2 separate regions of the Mus musculus genome follow, and region 2 is linked to region 1. The links are chromatin loops, found by intact Hi-C in ENCODE. Cell type or tissue: heart. All regions are shown on one strand. Each heading gives the region's core, and the rest is flanking DNA. Links, peaks and the distances in the headings are about the cores only.

Region 1 (8,343 bases), core at 197-8,196:
TAATGACGAAACCGTATGTTTTTCTCTGACTGAGGGACAGTTTTCATTCGCTCAGACATGGTGCATGTCACAACCAATTGTGTTTAGCTTCGAGTCACAGATGCCTGGACATAGTGTCATCTTCTATATGGCCACTTTCTGATACCTTTATGCAGCAGTGCCTCTCTTTGACTCAGACATTCTTACTCATCTTTCAGGACTCAGAGTCTTTCTCCACCTCAGCATGGACTTGATTAGGCCCCAGGACTCATCAGGCTTAGCAAAATCACAGGTAACTCAGAGAGTGTTGTGACTGTCCTTCAACTTCTGCAATCCCTCATTATGCTCTGTCTCCTTACAGCATTTTATCAAGAAAGAAGTCAAGCCACACAGTGAACTTAAGGCATGTAAGAGCGTTGTGGGTTGACATAGCAATAACACAACTAACAATTGTGCTTGCCCTCCAGAACTTACCATTCATGAAGTGAACTGTTTGTGCACCTGCAGCTAAGGAGGTATGCTGCTCTTAGACATAGAGTACTAGGGAACCTGGTTAGCAGCCATTTCTATAAAAACTTCAGGGCAGTCCCACTATAAGACTTCCAGAACATTCTCCCTGGGAATGGTGCCTATTAGCTAGTGGGAATACTGAAGCCTTTGAGATGAGGACAGTGGGAAGCTGTAAGACAAAACTAATGGATGGGGAGGGTCAGTTGTCTTGTGAACCTATCCATTCCTCTACTCTTCAGGCAGTACTTTTCACTAGCCATGCCTGAAAGGCTAGTTATATTGGCAGATTATCCTAGGAGTTGTCAGTAAGGATATCATTATTCTAATGTCATAAATGGTGATTGAACTCAGAGTGTAAATGACAGCTGAGTACACACATTGAGAGAGTGATAGCACGGAGTTCTTCTTAGTCTCTATTATAGAATATCTCTCGTTCTAGCCCATTGACCTCTAGGTTTTGGGTCCAGCAAGTTCCTGCTACCCTACTCTACTAGATGTCACATAGCCTTTCAATGGCCAAAACAGCTGAAACCTCTGTGTGCCTCACCTATATGGGTTATTGATATGGTCTTTCCTCATGATCTGGAGTGCCACAGATGCAGACACAGACAAATATGGTGCCACATGCCACCCTAACACTTGGGACGTAGAAGCAAGAGGATCAAGTCTAGTTTGAACTACATGAGACTCTGTCTCAAAGGAGAACAATAGTATAGAAAATCTCTTTTTTGGGGTACATTTTTGAATGGTATGCACACAGCTTGTAAAGAATGCTACATAGAAAGAGAGAGAGAGCTACAAACTACAGGAAATAAAAGTTAACAAGCACCCCCTTACAATGATAATAAACTATAAACTAAACACATTGGGGGATAATGTCAGAAAAATAGCTAGAGAGATACAGTTCCAAGATTGTCAATCTTACACAAATAAATAATTCTACAGGCAGATGTGTGGCTCCAAGAGTAATCTATGTGACCTACAATGAACATCCTGGAGCCAGTACTCTGTCTCCAGGGAATACACACTGATGCTGGTGAACCCTGTCAAAAAATATAAATGAACTATGCTCATATGCCAATCACATCTGTGTTGCCCTGGGAAATGTCTCAGAAGAAAAGTGAGTTGCATGGATTCTTTAGACTGCTAAGCCAAAGATTCACTATTTGCACAAACATTTGTTGGTGAATGACTATGGATCAGTTGCTGCATGAAATCTCAAGAGTCAGTGTTACCTGACCCACTCAAAAAACTTGTAGCTATTCTCCTATAGTCTGCTAACTGGTGACCACAACATCCAACAGAAGTGATGTCAGTAAAGAAAGATTCATGGTCTCAAGGCTGTTCAGCCTACCATGGTGGAGAGACATGGCAGAATTCACAATGGTGGAAGCACTTGGCAAAGACTCCTCATAAGGCAGAGGGCTGAGAAGCAGACAGCACAGACAGAACCACCAGCCACACCCAACCACTTAACCTCCACATCTCCTTCAAGTAGTGCCATAAGCCAGAGAGGTCCAAACATGAGCCTATGGGACCTCAAGCCATAACAACGGGCTCAAAGAGCTTAAGCATTCAATTAGATCATGGTTGTAGTACAGTATTTATAGCTTTGTATGCCACCCTGGCTGTCAGCTGGACTTAATATATTAAAAACCACAGTCTACTATGAGGAAGAAAGTGAGTCAGGAGACATTTTTAGAAAGCATGCCTTCTCCAGCTCACCCATAGCCCCTTGCTTTTCTTCTGTATGATTTGTGCTTCTTCCACCCTTCCTCTGTCTTGGGATTCTTACCATATCCTCATGCTCAGAATAACAATGTTATGCATGCTTTTTTGCTGGGCCCCTTACGGTATCTCTCGGTCCTCTGGCATTTACTCGGTATGCATTTGATGATACATGACTATGGCTATACACATGTGAATTTCTGAAAAAAAGACAAGAATTCAAGCATGACTTTCTGGAATAAGTGGCCCCAGAGCTACACTGAAGGTTGCTGATAGAAGAAGTATCACTATGTATCTTAACTCCCTTGATATTCAATGTCTCCATTAATACAAGTAGTCACACCAACTAGGTAAACTCTAAACCTTTGCTAGGTGAAAAATATTGAAATAGAGGCCCATAATTCATAAGCTAAGTGGTTTTTTTTTTCTGTACTACATATTATAATTTTTTTCTTTCCCAACTCTGGTTCTATAGAGTCATCAGTTAGTTAACAATTCAATGACCAGGCACTTAGCCCTAACTCTGCATTTTCCTGAGAGAGGATCATTCCTATGTATGGTTAGTCTTGAGTGTCAGCTCACTGGAATTCAGAAAACACTGTGGAAACAAGTGTTTTAGCATATTTGTGAGGGGTTCCTAAATGAGACTAATGGAAGTAAAAGACTCACCTTCAATGTGGGTAGACCATTCCAGGATGTGGAGTCCTGAAGTGAATAAAAAGGCAAAAGCAAGCTTAAGTACTAGCATGTATCTCCCTCTACTTTTTGATAGTAGATGTACTCTGACCAGCTACCTCAAGCTCCTGACGCCACCATAATTTTTCCACTATGGTAAACTATACCCTTGATCCATCAGCCAAAAAAAAAATCAATCTCTTCCTTCCTTAAGTTGCCTTAGTCATCAAGTACTCATCTCTTCCCCAAGACTCATGCGTTAAAGCCTTGGTCTGAAGTTGGCAGATGTGATCAATGAGAAGTGAGGGCTGACCTACTCAATGTATTCATCCATTGATGGATTTAGTAACAGATGGCTTTATTGAGAGGTCATGGAAACTTTCAGAGATGGTGCCTAGCTGGAGGGAGTTAGTCACTTGAAGCACATCTTTGAAGGATATATCATATACCAAAACCCTTTCTCTCCTTCTCCATTTTCCAGCTATCCTGGAGAGAGTAGCTACCCTCTCCCATGCCCTTCTGCCATGATGTGCCAGCAGCATCCGCAAAGTCAAATAATAAGAGAGTGAGTCATAGACTAGTCCTCTGAAACTGACTGCTTTAAAACATGAGTCTAAATAAATTCTCCTTCCCTTAAATGATTCATGTGTTCTACCACAGCAACAAAAGTCCTACTAACATGATGCTTAGTAAAAGCTATCAGAGAAAGGTTGGCCTCCTGCAGTATGGTATATCTCCTCCTCTTCTTGGTTCTTCTGCCCAGGGCACCATGAAAATAGGAGTCATACCTGCAGAAGATAATAGAGAACACCAATATTTATAACCAAAGCCAAAAGAAAGGGTACTGGGTGGGTCCCCTTCTTTTCCTCCTGTGCCCCTCCCAAGATGAACATTTAGTGTTCCCCAGGCTGCTCTTATCATCTTGTGAGGCACACAGTCTCTGCTTGTGCATCCAGAGTAGACAGAACATCAATGTTCTCAGATTCTGTCCAGGCCAACAAATCTCACACTTCCTTCCCAGGAGGGGAAGAGTGATCTCAAGGGTGGAAGCCATTGTTACTCCTTCCTGTGGGCTGGGTTGTTCTAGGAAGGATGTGTACTTCCCCTTGAAACCTTAATTTATTTACTTTTAAAATGGGAAATGATCAGACATTGGAATCCTATTGAAGCTAAAATACCTTAAACTTTGTGTTCCCATCTAGCTCAGAGCAGGGCTACTGCCCACACCATCCTGACAGAACTGAGTAGACTGTTTCAGAGGGAAAACTATTCCTATGGGATAGAATTTGCAATTCTCTAAGCATGATCTACTTAGACACATTTCACGGGTGGTGTGGAACAAGGAGCTGAAATCAGGAAGGCATGGCTCAGTTTGTCCTTCAAGAAAGAATACTATGAAAGCGATTCTTTGACAGCCCCTAGCAGTCATCTCTTTCAAGTTTGTCTCAGTATATCTGAGGTTGTAGTGTTCTCAGAATAGTCTATACATTGACTGAGAGTAGAACTACTGATATCTTAATAGTCGGTGTGTGCTGCGGAGCTCTGCTTTGGGTTAACACACACTTGTTCATCCTAAATCAATGACTATGCTTCTTTGATCTTCCTTTCACTGGTATTTCTTCCCAAGACATTTTCCATCCATGTGATTCCTATAGACACAGGAAGGCCAGGAAGATGACCCAAGACAAATAGGTAAAGAGAATCACTAACCACTCAAATAGCAATTGAGACATGTACCAGGAAAGAAGTAGGACACAGTTCCCAAAACATTAGTGGCTTCATTGCTAAAATTTCAACCACTGGAAGCTTTAAGAGACAATCTAGTAACACTTTGATTCAAATATTTGTAAATGTGGGAGAACCATTTGTAGAAAGAAAATCAGACCTCTCAGTAGTGCCAGGAATAAAGAAAATTTGTTAGGCTCTACAGGTATAGAACTGATATAATAAATACCCATACACACACATACACACACACACACACACACACACACACACACACACACACACACGGAATTTATGACACTGGCTTGCAAGTAATGGTTTTAGTAGTCTAATAATGGCTGTCTCCTAATGGGAGGGCCAAGGATGTAGTAGTTGTTCAGTCCATGAGACAGTATGTCTCAGTAACCCAAATCTTGTCTAGAGTTCCAGAGAAGCTGTAAGGAACTTCAGGTCTTGGATCTACATTGGAATCCCCAAAGAATTAGGTTTTAACACCAGTAAAGGAGTGTCACAGTGACAGGATATATGAACTTGCCATCAAGAATGAGGGCAAGTAGGCAAAAAAATAAATAAAAAATAAAAAGCTTCATTCTTCCATTTCTTTTATGTAGGATGCTGCCTGAAGGTGTGACCCAGCTTTAGGATGAGTCTTCTCACCTTACATGACCCAACTGAAAAAACTTTTCATGAGTCAGAGGGCTAAAGGACACTATGAGAACACAGCACACAAAACCAGCTAAGCAGGTCTCATAGGGGCTCACAGAGACTGAAGAAACAAACAATGTATGGGTCTGAGTTAGGTCCTCTGCATATACATTATGTCTGTGTAGCTTGGTGTTCTTGTGAGATTCTCAACAAGAATGAGAGTGGAAGATGGTAGGTGGGTAGTTTAAGGGATCTCTAGCTCTTTTGCCTATGCTTGGGACCCTTTTCTTCCAACTGGTTTGCCTTGTCCAGCCTTGCTATATGGGTTTATGCCCTTATATTGTATCTTGTTAGGCCATGTTCAGTGGATATCCCTGGGAGGTCTGCTTTTTGGGGGGACTAGAGGGAGGTATGAGGCATGGATATGTGATCTGGGGGGTAGGGAGGTCAGGGTAGGGTCTGGGAGGAAGGGGAAACTGAATTTGGGAGGTAATACATGAGAAAAGAATAAAAGAAAAAAGAAAGGAAATCCTCGTCAAGCATACCCAGGTGTTTAGTTTTAGTTGATTCCAGATGTAGTCAAGTTGACAACGAAGACTAGTGCTCACAGAGGGTTACTGAAGACTGTGAAGAATCATAGTCCACTAAGGATGCTCTAATAAAACTACCTTCAATGGAGTGGCTTATAAACAACTGGCATTTATTTCTCAAATTCTTGAAGGCTAGAAGTACATGATCAGGGAGCCCATACCTGGACTCTAGTGAGGGCTCTTTTTTGAATTGTTCTTATATGGTTGTCACACAGGACAAACTAGGTCACTGGCCTCGTTCAAAGGCACTATTCCCAGTTTTGTGTGTTCTTTATCATAATACAAAAGTTCCATCTGTCTCTAGATACTATATCCTGAGGTGGTAGGATGTCTGCATAAGAATCCTAACTAAGGTGCATATATACACAACCCACTGTATAAAAACACAATATGTTGAGCTTCAGACTCAGATATAATATGCAGTGTAGAACCTTAAAGAAAATTAAATGCTAAGGCAGATGCATTACGGCAAGACAAAGGCAATAGTTTGGAAAATCCGAGTCTCTGCTATATCTTCATAGATTTTCCCATAGATTCTACCTACCCAGATTCTAAAACCCCCATCTTGAAAAGGTATTCTTTCTCCCCCTGTATTAATAACCAACACTCCTTCTTATGTGCAGAGATGTAAGGTTCTCCAATTTGTAAAGCCTCCATTTATAAATATCAGGTTAACTTTTTGTGTTACATCTCTTCATATCCCAGCTACATAGTCTAGATAAGTTTCTAACATATTGAATTCAGAAACTACTGCCATTGTGTCTGCCCTGTTTAACTGTGCACTGAAGAACTGCAAGTATCTACTGTGTGTCCAACTTTCTAATACTGTATATACAGAGTTCATACTCAAAAACTACACAATTGAACTATTAAAAAAAAAACTTAGAAAACTTCTGGGTGTGGCTTGTATACCTGTAACTCCAGCACTGAGGATGGTGACAAGACAATAGTTAAGGATTCTTTTTTTGGCTGCCACCCCAGCTAAACAACAGTAAACTCAAGGTTCAGAAAGAGACCCTCAGCACTCCAATATGTACATGTTTTTCTAGTGAAACTATGGCCATTTATTTGGATATCAAGGGACAAAGGACTATATAAACATCTCAGGAATCCCTAGACACAAGCAAGATTTTACCCTGGTGCTCAGAGACCCTTATCATAACTCACTAGTAAGCCACGGGGGACTATTCACAGTGAGTCCTTGCTGAATCCAAACTCAAATCAGTTCCACAGACTCTGCCGACATACACCATGGCCATTTTCCCATTCTCTACAATTTCGTAGTTGACATACTTGCAGAATCAAGACCTTCTTTTGTGTCTTTGACCTATTGGGTCAGAGTGGGTGTAGAAGAAGAAGCCAAATAAAAGACTCTGAAGTTGGCTAGCCACCTACTCCACTCCCATGTAGAAAGCAAATAGAAAGCAATATTGCATTCCTAGGCAGAGGAATGCACCACTCCCAAAACTTATAGGATGAAAGATTTGTGATTTCTCCTACATTTCCTGCAGAAGCTAGATGGATCCTGGAAATACTGGTTGATAGTCACAATATCAGTCAAACATTTACCCATTAAAGATAACTTTCCAAATGTGGTATCATTGTGCCTGTGCAGACTAAAATGGCGTTGGACACATAGTATATGTTCTTTACAAGCACATTCATTTCTGACCAAATCATCAAAAATAAAAACTAGTTGACATCTATATTGTATAGACAGCAATATACGTGCCCTAGTTTTCTCTGGCCTATATTGACTGCTTCTTCCCACAGTGGATTCTGAAGAGATACAGATCATTAAAAACTTCCCCATAGAGCATCCTTGTACACCATTAAGTTGACCATATCATGCTATTCAAGGAGGATGAGCAGAGCCTGAAGAGCTATGTTAAAATATTTATAATCAAAATCCAGGAGCTAAAACTTCAAAAGATTGGGGGTCTGGTGCTTGACCAATGTTTTAAAAGATTAGGGACAGTTTAAATGGCTGCAGTTCTCATTTCTTACCTCAAATAAGGAAACACAATGCCTATCAGGCCTCTTGTGTCCACAAAGAAACAAAAGATTGTGAAAGCATATGTAATTATAAAGGTATTTGCTTATGTTAATTATATTAAACATACTCAATGGTTTGACGTAAAACAGTAACAATGCATAGTATGTTTTATAATCCATAGAAATCAAAGTGTGTGACTAAAAGAATACAAGCTGCATGTGGCTTAGTCTTGCCAATGTGGTGGAATTGACACTGCCCAGGAGAATAATAAAGCATACACTGACTGTGAAGCCTGAAGATGTTTCCAGACAGGATTAACTAAGCGGGAGAGGGTCTTCCTGGAGTGTGGGTGGCCCCACACCATGCCCGGGGGGCCTGAACGAAGTAACAAGGAGAAAAAGGAAAAGCTTTATACATTTTCTTTTACCCCCTTCTCTTCTCTTCTCTTCTCTTCTCTTCTCTTCTCTTCTCTTCTCTTCTCTTCTCTTCTCTTCT
Region 2 (8,343 bases), core at 319-8,318, 54 kb before region 1:
AATGATTGGGGACAAGAGATAAAGTTGATATGAAAGTTTATCTTTGTACTTTCCAGGACAAATCTAGACCAGTTAGAACGGAGGCTGGCTCACATCCAGGAATGTTTTCCAGACAGGCTTATTGTTGGGTCTTCTGGTCATTAATATTGGCTTCACCAAGTCTGGACCAAACCCTCTGATACATCCATGGTGCCCTTTAAGAGATTAATATATGTATAGGTCATGTCTCTCACAAAGAGGTTAGAGAGTGACACAGTTTCTAAAAAATAAAAATAAAAAAAAAAGCTTGCACTCTTCCCCTGAAAAGTTACAGATGGCGATTATGTCGCTATCTAGGTTGTTAAGATACAAAGGCTGTCTCAAAGACATACTTGCTGGGCTGGAGACTCAGGGGGCACACTGTATACTCATTTTTCGTGTCCTTCGTGTTCTTCAGATGAACACAACTCTGAAAGACTGACTCATTGCAGGGACATTTTCCCAAGACTGTCACAGTATTATAAATGGCTTCCCTATGTTCCAGTGTCCCCTGCACGTGAAATAAAGAAAATGTCCCTTCAGGCAGGTGAATAGAAATACTGCATGTGACCTAGTTTAATAATACTTCATCTTTATGTCTTTCTTTCCACTGATGAGACTCTTTCACCATTAAGGTAATGAAACCCTTCCATCTTTCAGGACCTCCATCCCACCCAGGAGGAGTGGCAGAGGACAGGATAACAGAAACAGGTAGAAGGACAGAGAAGCCAGGCCTTAGTGGTCCATTGCCATTTTTGTCTTTTGATTTTAGTAGATGAGGAAGATAGTTCTAAAGAATGAAGCCTCTTTCCTGAGCATGCACAACACAGAGATGACAGTCCCACTCCCTTCCTTGCTGGTATTTGATGTAGAGATTTTCAGGGAGATCTAGATGTCCAGTTTTTTAAAAATAGAACTCACTTGCTTCTATTTTACACTTCTGATGTAGGTTTTTTTTCCTTTCTTGAAGTAAAAAAAAAAAAAAGAATGTTAATATATGAAACTTCTCCTGTATCTTCAGGGAATCTTAGATGCATAAGACTTAGTCCCTAGATGGGAAAAAGGAACTTAAGGTGATAGCAGCTGCCTTGAGAGGGCTAGGGTTCTGGTTCTACTCTTGCTCACTGGTTCCTTGTGTAACACAGAAGGTCTCTCTCTCTCTCTCTCTCTCTCTCTCTCTCTCTCTCTCTCTCTCTCTCTCTCTCTCTCCCCGTAGGGTGGAGGGGTATGTATCTTGATTTCTACTCCTGTTGTAGGCGTAGCTCCTTAATAGCCAGTCATTGACCATGGCAAAAGAAACGTTGGTTTATTCAAGGATCTGGCACACCATACAGTAAGTTACTCTAAGCCACCCTAGTACACACAGACCAGAGTGAGAAACAGCCCTAGCGGCCTCCAGTTCAACTCTCTTTCTGTGTAAGCACAAGAGGAAGTTGAACTCCATGAAATTAATGACTCATTGGGCCCAGTGCAACCTGAACTTGAAAACATGCTTTGACACAATCTATCGTGAGCATGGTAACAAGTCCTCTAAGGGACAGGGTTGTTGTAGCTCCACAACGCTCATGATTTCTCACTCATCTGAATTACAAGATATATCAACTTTACAGGCAGAATACTTGCAGTTACTGATTCAGTTGCATTAAAATATGATCTCTTCAGCCACTGTGCCCTAACCCTGGGTGTCATGACCCTCAGAACAAAACTTTGCACTCCCTTTGTACAACCAAAGAAGTCACTTTCCCAAGGTGGAATAATGAAGCACGGGCAGAGCTGGGATTGCAAAATAAACTCTGCCTTTACTTTTATTTTTTAATACTTCCAGATATTATTTCATATAGGGGCATAGTTATCCCCTTCCCTCTAAACCAGCTTCATTTCTGTTGCTACAGAGCAGTGGGAGCTGAGCTAACATATTGGAAACAACCTCCAGGAATCATGGACATGGCACAGTTGTGCTTTTCCTCTGAAACAGAGATGGAAGGTAAACAGTCGGGGTAGATGTGGGAACTGGTCAAAAGAAAGCATTTTCTGGCTCCACTGTAAAATGAAATAAAATGAAGCTGTCAAATGCACGAGGTCAAGGTTGACTGCTGTTCGTGGAACATGCTTTTGTTCACTGGGTCTGCCCTATCACGATACAGTGGTACGTGTTGTTATGTTGTAGTCACGAAGCAACTAAAAGGCTCATAAACCAGCAGAGGAACCAAGAAGAATCTACAAATACTAACTATGCCATATAAATGACTAGAGGAACAGAACGGAAGCCCTGAAAATACTGAAGATGTCAATCAGTTTTTAGAGGGCCCTGTTGACCAGCCAGCCATCACAGTTTCCTTGTCCCATATGAGAAGATACTACCAGAAGTAAATGATTGTGCTCTTGGGCAAGGGGGGTGACTTTTCTGTACCTCTGCCATCCAGTTTGAGTATTGGGAGCCACAGTGCACTTTAGGAGCCATCTGAAATCTCATGTTTTGGAGATGTTCAGCTGAGTTATGGCAACTTTCACCTCTGGCTAGCCAGTGGGACAACTGGAGCACAGGCCCACCTGCTGCTCCCATCCAGGCCCTCATCCCTAGCTGTGCTCTGCACATGGCTGGGATAATGTCCCACTTGTTCTTCTGAATAAACAGGATGCAGTTTACCCAGTTTTTCCAAATGGCAACCCAAGAGATGACAACCTAAAATTTGTTTTCCTGCTTTCTTGAAGTTAAAGGAAGTTGCACCAGAGGAGATTCTTCTATGTGTGGGAGCCTACCTGGAGGAATATGAGCCTAGTGAACAGATGTCAGATGAAAGGAGAGGGAGAGGGGGAGGGAGGAGAGGAAGGAGAGGGAGGAGAGAGAGGGCAGGCAGGACAGGGAGGACAGGGAGGACAGGGAGGAGAGGGAAACAGGGAGGACAGGGAGGACAGGGAGGAGAGGGAGGACAGGGAGGACAGGGAGGACAGGGAGGACAGGGGGGACAGGGAGGACAGGGAGGACAGGGAGGACAGGGAGGAGAGGGAGGACAGGGAGGACAGGGAGGACAGGGGGGACAGGGAGGACAGGGAGGAGAGGGAGGACAGGGAGGACAGGGGGGACAGGGAGGACAGGGAGGACAGGGAGGACAGGGAGGACAGGGAGGACAGGGAGGACAGGGAGGACAGGGGGGACAGGGAGGACAGGGAGGAGAGGGAAACAGGGAGGACAGGGAGGACAGGGACAGGGACAGGGAGAGGGAGACATAGGCCACACATGGTAAGCCTCCTGTTTCCGTTCTTATTCTAGGGCAGAAAACTGTGAAATACAAACTAAAGTCAGGACAGACCTTGGTCAACCCAACACAGCCAGAGAACAGGCTGTAGGTCACATGGAATTCCTGAAGGTTTTGAGGAGACCTACAGAGCACTGATCTGTCACTAGCTAATCATGTCTATGTGCCCAGAATTGGGGATATCCTTAAGGGTTCACAGCACTAACAAGTCCTGAGACTCTGAGAGTCTCGGGAAACTGCACAGTGTGTAATTTCCTCCTGTGTAAATCCCAAAGTACTTCTCCAGGAAGGATCCAGGAAGCCCCTGAACTCTCTGTTTGGGAAATAGAAGATAGATGCCAAATCAATGCTTCAGGAAGATCCAGAAGGAATCAGAAAGGCCATCTAATATGATGACCCATTTGACCTTCTATTTTCTACACAAATAGCCTCATGAAACCTGCCTAGGCTTCCTCTGCATAACTCCAGTAATCATAAGGTTGTTCACTGCCTTCAAATCACTCCATGATTTTATGACTCAGAATTCGCAAAGTCTCTCTTTTTAAAGTAGACTCTAAGCCTGACTTTCTCTGAACATCATTCATTGACCTCAAAGCTCTCTAGGGCATACAAGATACTCTCTGTCTTTTCCAGTAGCTCTTTCTGTGCTTCTGCTTAGAAAAGTCAGGACCACTGAGGGTGGCTTCGGCTCAGTGAAGTTGGATAAGTGTCCTTTGTCTCATCTTGTTATCACCCCCAAAAGATTAAAATTCTCAGGTAAAATAATTCCTGCCATTCAAATATAACTGTTCATTTCATTGGTCTTTCTTTTGGGGGAGGGGGGTTGAGACAGGGTTTCTCTGTATAGCCCTGGCTGTTCCGGAACTCACTCTGTAGACCAGGCTGGCCTCGAACTCAGAAATCCGCCTGCCTCTGCCTCCCAAGTGCTGGGATTAAAGGTGTGCGCCACCACCGTCTGGCGCTATACATTGTTTTAAAACATAGCTCTGACCCCTCATCTTATTACATTCTGTTAAGGTGAAGCTCGACCCACGAGAGTGAATGCATACTTGGTGCTATAAACTAGATCAAACATCCAAGCTGGGGAAGTTGTTGGTCCTAAGGCTGACCTCCCTATTATTGATAAGCTAAAATGACAGGGCATCATATTGCAGGTTAATTGTTTGTATCCATAGACAGATGCTGTTTTTATTCTTAATCCAACAACGTCTCTTTGAAGTGAACAACAGTGAGAGAAGAGACTGGGGTGCTGAAGGTATTTTGAATAAATAATGGATGAGTACTTATCCTGAAACAGGACATTTATGTCATGCCCTCTGAGGCTCAGAAATATTGCAGAAGAAGGAATGGAAAGAATGTGGGGGCCAGAAACTGAGGAGAAGAGACACAGAGCGTTCTCCTCAGGACACGACCCAGCCACTGCAGACATGATCTCATAGCACTAGACCTGCAAAACCTGTCAAAACCCACATGGGCAGAGGGGCTCCTGAGGCCCTAAAGCTTCCTCTTCAACTGCTGTCAACCGATTGGTTCCTGGGAAGAGACAGTTAGGAAGCAAGTCTGAGCCCATCAGGATTTAACAGCTAGCTCCAGACTCATTGCCGCACAGATGGTCCTAGTTAAAATCAGCGGGTACCAAAAAAATATTAAAAAAAGCATGAACTGTGGGAGGGGGATCATAGTGAAAGGGGGAGAATAATCGGGATGTGAAGGAACTAATAGAGAACAGAAAGAGAAGGAAGCTATCAAAAAAAATCATAACTAAAGATATAAATATAAACAATTATAAAAATACATATAAATAAACAGATTTAAAAAAATAAATTCTAGTGACATGGAATTAAAGTGAATTGAACCCTAACTAGCAACCACAAAGCCTTTACAGCTCCCCACCCCAACCCCACCCCCATCTTAGAGGCCATTGTGAGAATCATTAGTCTATGATAGATGACTTGTGATTGGTCTATACCCATTCTCTTAGCCTTTCAAGTTCATTAGCAGGATCAGCAATGACCCGATCCCTCCTTTTAGACACAATATAATGAAGATTCAAAAGCAGATTTCTCTCTGAATCTAATCATACATAATTCTATTTTTTCCTTTCAAAAGTATGTTTTTACAAATATTAGATAAACATTTAATAGGTCACAGGGCATCTATGAGTTTCTTATGTAAGAAAGGTAAGAAGGTTTTTAAGTGTAAAAAATAGTAAATACTAAATACTAAGGAATTGTGTTGTTGTTGTTGCTGCTGTTGTTGTTGTTGTTGTCTTATGTTACAAAGGTACTATAAACTTGTTCTCAGTTTGTGCATTCAGGAGCCAGTCCTGGTGAGGCTTCTAGAAGTTTTCAGCAGAATTCAAGATGAGCACATCTATTTTCACTCCTTGCTGATGAACACAGAGCAGTAAGACCTGTGAAACATTGATAATAGAGACCCGAAGAATCAAAGCCGACAACAGTGTCTTCGGGATTAATCCTGGCTTCTCTCTTTCCAAAGTGAATTTAATAGAATATTTTTATCAGTTACCCTCCCAATTGAATATATCTCCACATTTATTTATATTAAAGATATTTTTAAAACCAGCAATAAAGATTTAATTGTTTCCTCCAGATAGGCTCTTCAATGAGCTGGTTTAAGGTTGAAGCTAATGAGCTATTCTGCATTCCTCCAGTAAAAAGTAAAACAGTCCTGGTTGGAAACCTAAAGTGATCCCTTTAATGTGTAAATGAGTAAATGTCTCTCCGAGGGAAGACTCGGGCCTGACAGATTTACACATGTGGAGAGAGTGTTCATTATCCCAAAGATGACAGGACACGAGATCTTCTAGTGATCCATGGGTAATAGATTTCTAAAGTAATACCACAAAGAATACATCATGATAAAATAATGCAGTATGTGCATGAATGAAAACAGATGTGTTCGGGAACTGCTCTTTTCAAATGCACATGTAGAGCTTATTACCCGGGCTACATGGACATCCCACAGATGTTTAGAAAGGGTTAATGTGACTAGCCAGAGACAGACTTATTTTGGCTGAATAAATGCCAATAAAATAAATGACATGGTTTTCTCGTGTTGAATTTTGTATTATTTGAGTCACATTCTTTCTTTTTGCAGGGCTTACTTCTCAGGTAGAGGCTATTCCAGATGATTCTGAGAACACATCTAAGCAACTGTATCGAAAGCCTTCACCCTAAACGAAAGCCTGGATTTGCTGATATGGAAAATATGAATCTGTGTATGTAAATCTCATCCTCCACATTTATTCAATGTCTATTGTCCTAGAAGAGTTCAGAGATTATTAAGTCATTCTGAAGTCTTAAAACCTCTAGTAGCTGAAATTCATTTTCCTAAGATAATTTGCAACTCAATTTTCTTCGAAAGGGATGTGGTCAGACACAATGGAGGTAGTAGTGATGGATCCCCCTGATGTCCCACGCTACATGACGTGGCACACAGGATCCTTCTGCAGTAAAAGCTTTAATGCGTCTTGAGAGGGAGAGCATCAGCTTACAGAGCGAAGACCCCGAATGGCAAAACCCCGTCCCTTTTAAGGAGAATTGTCCTCTGCCTCGGACGTGTCACTCCCTGATTGGCTGCAGCCCATCCGCCGAGTTGTTGTCAAGGGGAAGGCAGAGCACATGCGCAGATTACTTGTTTACTACTTAGAACACAGGATGTCAGCGCCATCTTGTAATGGCGAATGTGAGGGCGGCTCCTCACATCCCCCAGTGGTCATCTCATAGGGTCTTCAAAAGGAAACCAGTGAGGACAAATGTACAGAAATGTCTACATTTTTAGGTATGGGCAATCACCTGAAGGAGAATGGTGTGCAGCCAAGATGGCCTAGGAGCTACCTGGAAGATGTGATCATTCCACATGGGTCCTGTTCCCCTTCTAGGAATGTTGATGGTTTCTACTGTCACTTATACCTGAGATATCTCACCTCCACCTCCACTCTGTCCTAAACTCTGCTGTGGAGCAATATTTCATTCTAAGTGTCTTTTGCTTGGGATGCTCCTTCTGTTGCCCACATCCCTGAGATAATTGTTAATTTTTTCAGAGATTGATACAGGGATCATCTCATGCAGAAACACTCTCTCTCTCTCTCTCTCTCTCTCTCTCTCTCTCTCTCTCTCTGTGTGTGTGTGTGTGTGTGTGTGTGTGTGTGTGTGTGTGTGTGTGTGTGTATGTGTATATACACAGGTCAGACTTAGTATCATTCCTCAGGACCTCAGTCCACTTTGGGTTTTTGTTTTTGTTTTATTTTGTTTTGTTTTTTAAACAGAGTGTCTGACTAGGCTGGGACTCCTCCCTGGCCAGCCAGCCCAGCACATCTGTTTCACCTTCTCAGCCTCTGTATTGTAAGCAAGCACTAAGACAGTTGGATGTTGTTTGTTTGTTTGTTTGTTTGTTTGTTTTACCAAGAGTATCAGAGAAAACTCAGGTCCTCGTTCTCAGATGGCAAAGCTTTTTCCAACTGAGCTACCTTCCTACCCTGCTTTCATGACTCTCTAATCATAGTCCCTGAAACATACTCTATGGGAAGGACTGGAGGACGGACTGATGGATGAAAAGACTCTAGGGCAGTGGCTCTCAACCTTCCTATAGCTGCAACCCTTTAATATAGTTCTGCATGTTGTGGTGACCACAGCCATAAAATTATTCCATTGCTACTCCATAACTGTCCACTTGCTTCTGTTATGAACTGTAATGTAAATATCTAAAAAGCAAGATGCCTGATTTGTGACCCTGAGAGCCCCCAGAGGCGTCACTACACGCAGGTTAAGAACTGCTGCCTAAGGTCTTCCTAGGTCAGCTCTTCACATAGGACTGTCCCTACAGCACCACCATGAAACATTCCTCCTTTATTTTAAGGCTTAGGACTGAGACATACTGCAGCTTTGTGCCACAGCTTGATAGTACTGAGGTTTGAACTTCAGGCTTACCAGAGCATTAAAAATGAGTGTCCGCCATGTAAATACCAGTGGCAGTAGCTACTCATATAGTGGCACAATTACAGGACACCCCTTTTGGTAGAATTAGCCAGTGATTGCAGATATTG

Evidence for each region. Hi-C counts contacts between places; a loop is a spot of excess contacts. Peaks named below come from ENCODE experiments on the same cell type or tissue, not always from the same donor. Only the 100,000 strongest peaks of a DNase experiment are listed, where the experiment ranks them.
Region 2: it touches region 1 in a loop (2.1-fold over the local background); 5 of 42 quality-filtered maps call a loop at or near these places.

What each region holds. Positions count from the first base shown.
Region 1 is chr12:15,773,353-15,781,695 of GRCm38, forward strand. No RefSeq gene overlaps it. Among named protein-coding and RNA genes, the nearest start is that of Mir6387, 24 kb to the right of the region's middle. In heart, for the core only: no CTCF peak of the experiment used is centred there; a DNase peak (open chromatin) is centred at 3,899.
Region 2 is chr12:15,718,950-15,727,292 of GRCm38, forward strand. Gm40287 (a long non-coding RNA gene) reads left to right here. Exons shown (of 6, transcript XR_872503.1): 4 at 1,911-2,002; 5 at 6,396-6,516; 6 at 7,080-7,927. Among named protein-coding and RNA genes, the nearest start is that of Mir6387, 78 kb to the right of the region's middle. In heart, for the core only: no CTCF peak of the experiment used is centred there; a DNase peak (open chromatin) is centred at 3,402.